Linked DNA regions of Homo sapiens: region 2 is linked to region 1. Evidence: chromatin contacts called from ENCODE Hi-C data. All regions are on one chromosome and are shown on one strand. Each heading gives the region's core, a stretch centred on a gene start or an enhancer-like site at or near the end of the contact. The rest is flanking DNA. Distances are from core to core; before and after follow the strand shown. Region 1 overlaps NCOR2 (nuclear receptor corepressor 2). Region 2 overlaps NCOR2 (nuclear receptor corepressor 2).

Evidence for each region. Hi-C counts contacts between places; a loop is a spot of excess contacts on that map. Pooled maps may share reads with other maps.
Region 2: a map of heart left ventricle shows a loop between it and region 1 (1.9-fold over the local background). The contact joins two enhancer-like sites. A Hi-C loop is called at or near these places in 4 of 168 maps with a recorded cell type or tissue (K562, body of pancreas, breast epithelium and 1 more) and 4 of 50 pooled maps.

What each region holds. Positions count from the first base shown.
Region 1 is chr12:124,368,399-124,371,098 of GRCh38, forward strand. All of the region lies in intron 22 of NCOR2 (nuclear receptor corepressor 2), which reads right to left. Among named protein-coding and RNA genes, the nearest start is that of MIR6880, 33 kb to the left of the region's middle. RefSeq lists an enhancer at 687-1,188. Within about 2 kb of position 1,258, at least 29 of the 41 ENCODE cell types and tissues checked have a DNase peak (open chromatin) inside an H3K27ac peak, as active enhancers do; they include body of pancreas, breast epithelium and heart left ventricle, where a contact is called at or near this core.
Region 2 is chr12:124,479,184-124,481,883 of GRCh38, forward strand. The region is part of intron 5 of NCOR2 (nuclear receptor corepressor 2); the gene reads right to left. Among named protein-coding and RNA genes, the nearest start is that of NCOR2, 87 kb to the right of the region's middle. RefSeq lists enhancers at 1-178, 688-1,197, 1,198-1,705. Within about 2 kb of position 1,373, at least 16 of the 41 ENCODE cell types and tissues checked have a DNase peak (open chromatin) inside an H3K27ac peak, as active enhancers do; they include body of pancreas, breast epithelium and heart left ventricle, where a contact is called at or near this core.

The DNA of each region.
Region 1 (2,700 bases), core at 8-2,507:
CAATCCTTGCCACCATCCTAGGGCTAGGAGGGAGAGGGAGGGCTGGTTTGTGAACAGGCATCCCTTGCCTCTCCAAGGCCCCAAGATAAAACCCTGACCCGTCACTTCCACCCGTGGGGCCTGCCCACCTCTCTGACCTCTCCGCCCTCTCTGCCCTGGGCTGCTCACTCCACTCTACACCCTGCTATAGGCCTCTCTGCTGTCCACTGGACATACGCTCATGCGGCCACAGGGCCTTTGCACTGGTGGTTCCCAGGGGGTCTGGCTTTCCCTCACACTAAGGCTCTCATTGCCCTCCAATGTCACCTCCCCAGAGGCCCTCCCTGCCTGACCAGCCCACTCTCCCCTGCTCCCCATGCCCCATCTGCCCATCACCCACTCATCCCGTAAACAATGGTTTCCTTCTCCATGCCCTCACTAGAATGTAAGTGCCTGGAGTCAGGGCCTTGTCTGTGCAGTTTCCAGCGCCCCCGGCGCCTGGCGCATGCTGGTGCCATCAGTCACTTGCAGAATAAAGTAACAAAGGTGAAATTGCTGTTATGATCTTCCAAAATGCCAGAGGGACAGCTGAAGGAGCTGCACTCCAGCCCCCTCTTGGGGTGACCTCTAGGGGGTGTCCCAAAGCAGATCCAAAGGAGGGCAGCTAATCTCTGAGCGCCCACTGTGGCCCGTCATTAACTGAGTTATTCTTGCAATAAGCCATCCACGCCCACCTTACAGATGAGAAAACTGAGGCTTGGGGGAGGGGACTCCCAAGGCCAGGCCCTGCCAAAAAAGCACCCAGGCACCTTCTCTGAAGAGTAAGAGAGGGGAAGGCAGGCAGGCTCGGGGTTTTGCAATTGAAGCCACTATCTCTGGTCGTCTGCCAAGAAAACACCCAGGCAGAGCCACCTCGAAGAAAGTGCCAGCGGGCCGAAGGAGAATGTGATTTTCTCTCTCCCAAAGTCACCGGGGCGGGGGGCCAGATGAGAGTCATCTTGCGTCCATCCAGGAACACAGAGCTCCCCCACTGGGGCTGCCAGGCAGGAGGGATGATACTGGGCGGGCAGCCAGGAGCAGGGGTCGCCTGGGGGGCCCGCCCGTCCCACCAGCCCTTCCCGGGAGGCCCTGGCTGCCAGGGCCTACTCTGACGCATCTCGTCCGCGTCCTCCAGCGTCCGCCCGGCCCTGCGCAGTCGTGGCCGGCAGAGGGAGGGGTGGCGGGCTGCCGGCCAGGACGAGGTCAGCAGGCTGGCCAGAGTCCAGCCTCGTTCACTGAGAGGGCAAAGCAGGCCCCAAGGGCGGGGGCCTGGGCCTAGTCGCACAGGGCGGGACAAACCAGGTGTCCTGACTCCCAGCCGAGGACTCCTGCACCCGGGGGCTGTGTGCTGGACACTGGGCAAGGGGTGGACGTACGCCAGGCCCAGCTCGGGGAGGGAGGACACGGCCCTGGGCGGGGCTGCAGGGGAGAGGACGGGAGGCTGCAAGTGCCCTGCGGGGCCTCAGGCCTAGCCTGAGTGTTCTGGGGACGGACAGGATGCAAGCTGATCCCCCGGCTCCCCAGTCCGGGGCCAGCCACATGGACCCAAAATACAGACTCTGGGAGGCAGCTTATCAATGGGGCTGCCCCATGACCTCAGCGGTCCCCCGGCGAAGGCAGAAACATGTGTTTCTATGACTCTGTCCCCACAGCCAGCAGGAGCGGGGCGGGGAGCCGTCTGCCCTGACCCCGCTATCCAGGCACAATGGCCCTGGCTGCCTGCCTCCAGGGCAGACCCAGCCACACCATGAACACTGTTTTCCAAGCTGGGACTGTCGGGCAAGAAGCTCAGGGATTTGGTGCCCTCAGAAACCCGCAGGCCAGGCCTTTGCTCATCACAGGGTCAGGGTCAGGCCGTCCACTTCTCACACGCATGGGCGCGGTTCCTGTTGGCAGTGGTTCCTGGGGACCCTGAGATTTTGTTTTGTGGAACCTATAGAGATCCGGGTGAACCTCAGTTCCTAGGGAATGTCCTAGGACTTCCCCCTTTAACATGGCCCAGGGTGAACCCCAGGGCAGAGACAAGGGCCCCGCATGACCCTGCGGGTCTGATTTTCCTCCCTCGCTTGCTCTGCCCAGGACCATTCCAAGGGACTTGGGAGGGGAGAAAACAGACCACACTGTAGTTGAAATAAAATGGCCTGCCTGCCCCACCAGAAAACAATTCCTCCAGCCATCCAGATGTGAGCAGGACGCAGTCTCCGCGGGTCTGCCCTCTGCCAACCGAGATTGGCCCTAACTTGGGTAGCCATCTTTGGTTCTGGGCTGGAGGCCTTGAGGCCCAAAGCATCTGTGCTGAAAATGGGTAAAAGGTGGCATTCTCAGGGATGTGGGGTCACCCAGGCCAGGAGCAAAGACAGAGGCCAGAAAGGAAAGAACACACCTCAGAGACATCAACACCCAAACAGGACGACACTGGGGTCCTCCAGGCCACCCCAGCTGGAGAGGAATTTGCAAGGGGAACCTCTGCACCTGTGATCCAAGGTGATCACCTGTGATCCTGAGCCCTGGACCCTTGGCTGATGGGAGATGAGCCACCAAAAACATGTTGAACCTGTGGCTTTTCCCCAACCCCACGGCCACCACGCTCGCATCTCCATCACCAGCCCCAGGGCACTTGCAGCTGCCTCCTGACTGTGCCTCTCACTCCCAGCAAATCCCCCACATGGTTTCATGGGTAAA
Region 2 (2,700 bases), core at 123-2,622, 110 kb after region 1:
CTCCAAGGCTGGGCCCTGAGCTGCCTGCGCACAAACACATGCACACACACGTGCACATGCACACACACGCACACACAAACACACGCACACATGCATATACACACATGCACACTCACGCACATGCACGGACACATGCACACACGTGCGCACACAAACACACATACACACGTGCAACACATGCACACTCACGCACACACACAAACACGCATGGACACACGCACGCACACACAGGTACATGCACGCACACAGGCACATGTGTGCACACACGCATACACACACACACACAAACACGCAGGGACACACACAGGCACATGCGCGCATACACACGCACATGCGCGCACACGCACACACACACCCGCACCCACACACAAACGCGCACACACACGCACGCGCGCGCGCATGCACACACACACCCTGGCCTGCTATCCATCCAGGCCCCACTTCAGGGGAGTTGTTCAAATGGAAACATCTCTCCCAGGAGGCTGAGCTAAAATTCTCTCCTGCCTTCTGTAACAACAAAACAAAACAAAAGAGGAGAAAGCAGATTCCAGTGCTAATGGGGGATGCCAGGCAGAGGGAGGAGGGCACCCCACCAGGGAGACCAGAGGGGAGACCCACAGCAGCAGGTCAACCTGGAGGCAGGCATGGGGTGCACTCCCAGCTGCCTGGGCCTGAATCCCGTTCCCCCACGTCCAGCTCGCTCAGCCTGGGGCCGTCTACAAAAGGGGGTCACAGACCCAGCCTCCTTGGGCTGGGAAGAGATCAGGGAATGACACTGGCTGGGCATGACTTGGCACGTGGCAGGCAGTCGGCGCTCACTTAATGGCACCCGCCATCACTGCAGCATTCTTACCACTGCGTGAATGCCTCCTGCGTGCCAGCCTCCTGATAAAGGAGGTGCCTCACCCTAGGGGTCAACCATTCAATCCAATCCGGCCGCACTGGGCAGAAAAGGGGACCCTGTAGGCCTGAGTGGCCACTTCCCTCCCCGGGGCTGTCTCCCAGTCCCCACCGCCCACCCCTACTCCCGCTGCAGGAGGAGGATGGCCTTTGCCCTGAGGCTGCTAAGGAGCTTAGGGTGCCCCAGGGCTGTGCAGGGAGGGGCCCGTGTCACAGCTGGCCGGGCACCAGGCTACAACAAGGATTAGGATGCCACCTGGCCACAGCCCCACCCTGGCCTGGGCAGTCAGACACAGCTGGGTGGCTGAGTGACCCTGGGGGACTGAAGCCTCTGGGGACACTGCCTGCGATTCCCCCACCAGCCCTGCCATCGGCATCCTCTGTGGAAGCTGGAGAGAGAACAAGCCTCCAGCCTGGTATGTCCTGAGCTTTACTGAAACCACAGCAAACTCCCACAGCAGCAAACCACAGGTGCTTAATCTGTGCACATCCTCACCACCGCCACCGTCTAGGTTCCACTTTCTGTTTCAAAGAGGAGTGAAATCAAAGGGCTGTGGAGGGCACTGGAGGCGTGGCAGGCCCCAGGCTGGACACACACGTGGGAGGTGTCGTTCTCCAGCCAAGAAATGGCCACGGGCCAAGCACCCCCAGGCGCCCTTGTCCGGCTGTGAGTTGTGAGTTCCTGCAAGGGCTGACTGGGCTCACAGGACCCTGGACTCCAGGCGAGTGGGGGAAGGAGGGGGAGCGGATGGGGGTAGGGGGTGGGGGAGCAAGGGAATGGGGGAGGTGAGTGGATGGGGGAGGGGCAAGGCCACTGGTGGGAGATGATGGCAGGCAGAACCCATGGGTGAGGGGCGGCTGGGAGGTGAGGGGGAGGGGCAGGTAATGAAGGCAAGGACAGATGGCCGCAGGCAGATGGGCTGGGTGGCGCTGGGTGGTGGCTGGGAGTGGCTCTGTGGTAGGGAGGTTGCCCCAGGGGATGAGCAGGGAGAGATGGCAGGAGCTGAGGAAGCAGGGGGTGAAGGGGAGTGAGCAGGACAGGGGGGCTGTTTGGGTGGAAAGAAAGAGAGGGAGGAAGAAGGAGGGAGGAAGGTGTAGAAGGAGAGAAGGAAGGGGAGGAAGGGCAGGAAGGATGTGCTGGAAGGGTTGGGCGTCGGGGCAGGGATGCTGGCTGGGGTACCCGAGGGGGCAGTGCCCGAGAGGAACTGGCATCGACACCAGTCCCAAGCCCAGACCCAAGTGCAGGCGGCCCAAGCCCCAGGCCACAGAGACCCCCTTCAAGGCCGGCAGGGCCCCTGTGGCTGAATCTCACACCCCAGGAGGACGTGGTGGGGCTGCAGCCTCAGCCATGAGTGGCCTCGAGAGTCCCCACAGGGCTAGCCACAGGTCTCCCCTGCCATGCAGGCCCTGGAGGGCAGCCAGGGCTGGAAGGAGCGAGGAAAGAGGAATGTGCCTGGGGGAGGGCGCTCCTGCGGAGGGCACAGCCGGTGCAAAGGTCCCCAGGTGGGAATGTGCCTGGCGTGTTTGAGGAACTCCAGGGTGGCCTGGGAGGCTGTACGTGAGCGGTTGAGAGGGCTGCTGCAGGGAGATGAGGTCAGGGAGGTGACGGGGCTGGATCACGCCGGACCTGCAGCCCATGGCAAGGATTTTGGCTTTTTCCTGCTTGAGACAGGAGCCATGGATGGTTTGGAGCACAGGGGGGAACACACAGGGGGATGCAGTCGTCTGCCTTTATAAGAGCCCTCTGGCTGCTGCTTGGAAGATAAACTGAAGGGAGTAGAGGGAGGCAGGAGCAGGGAG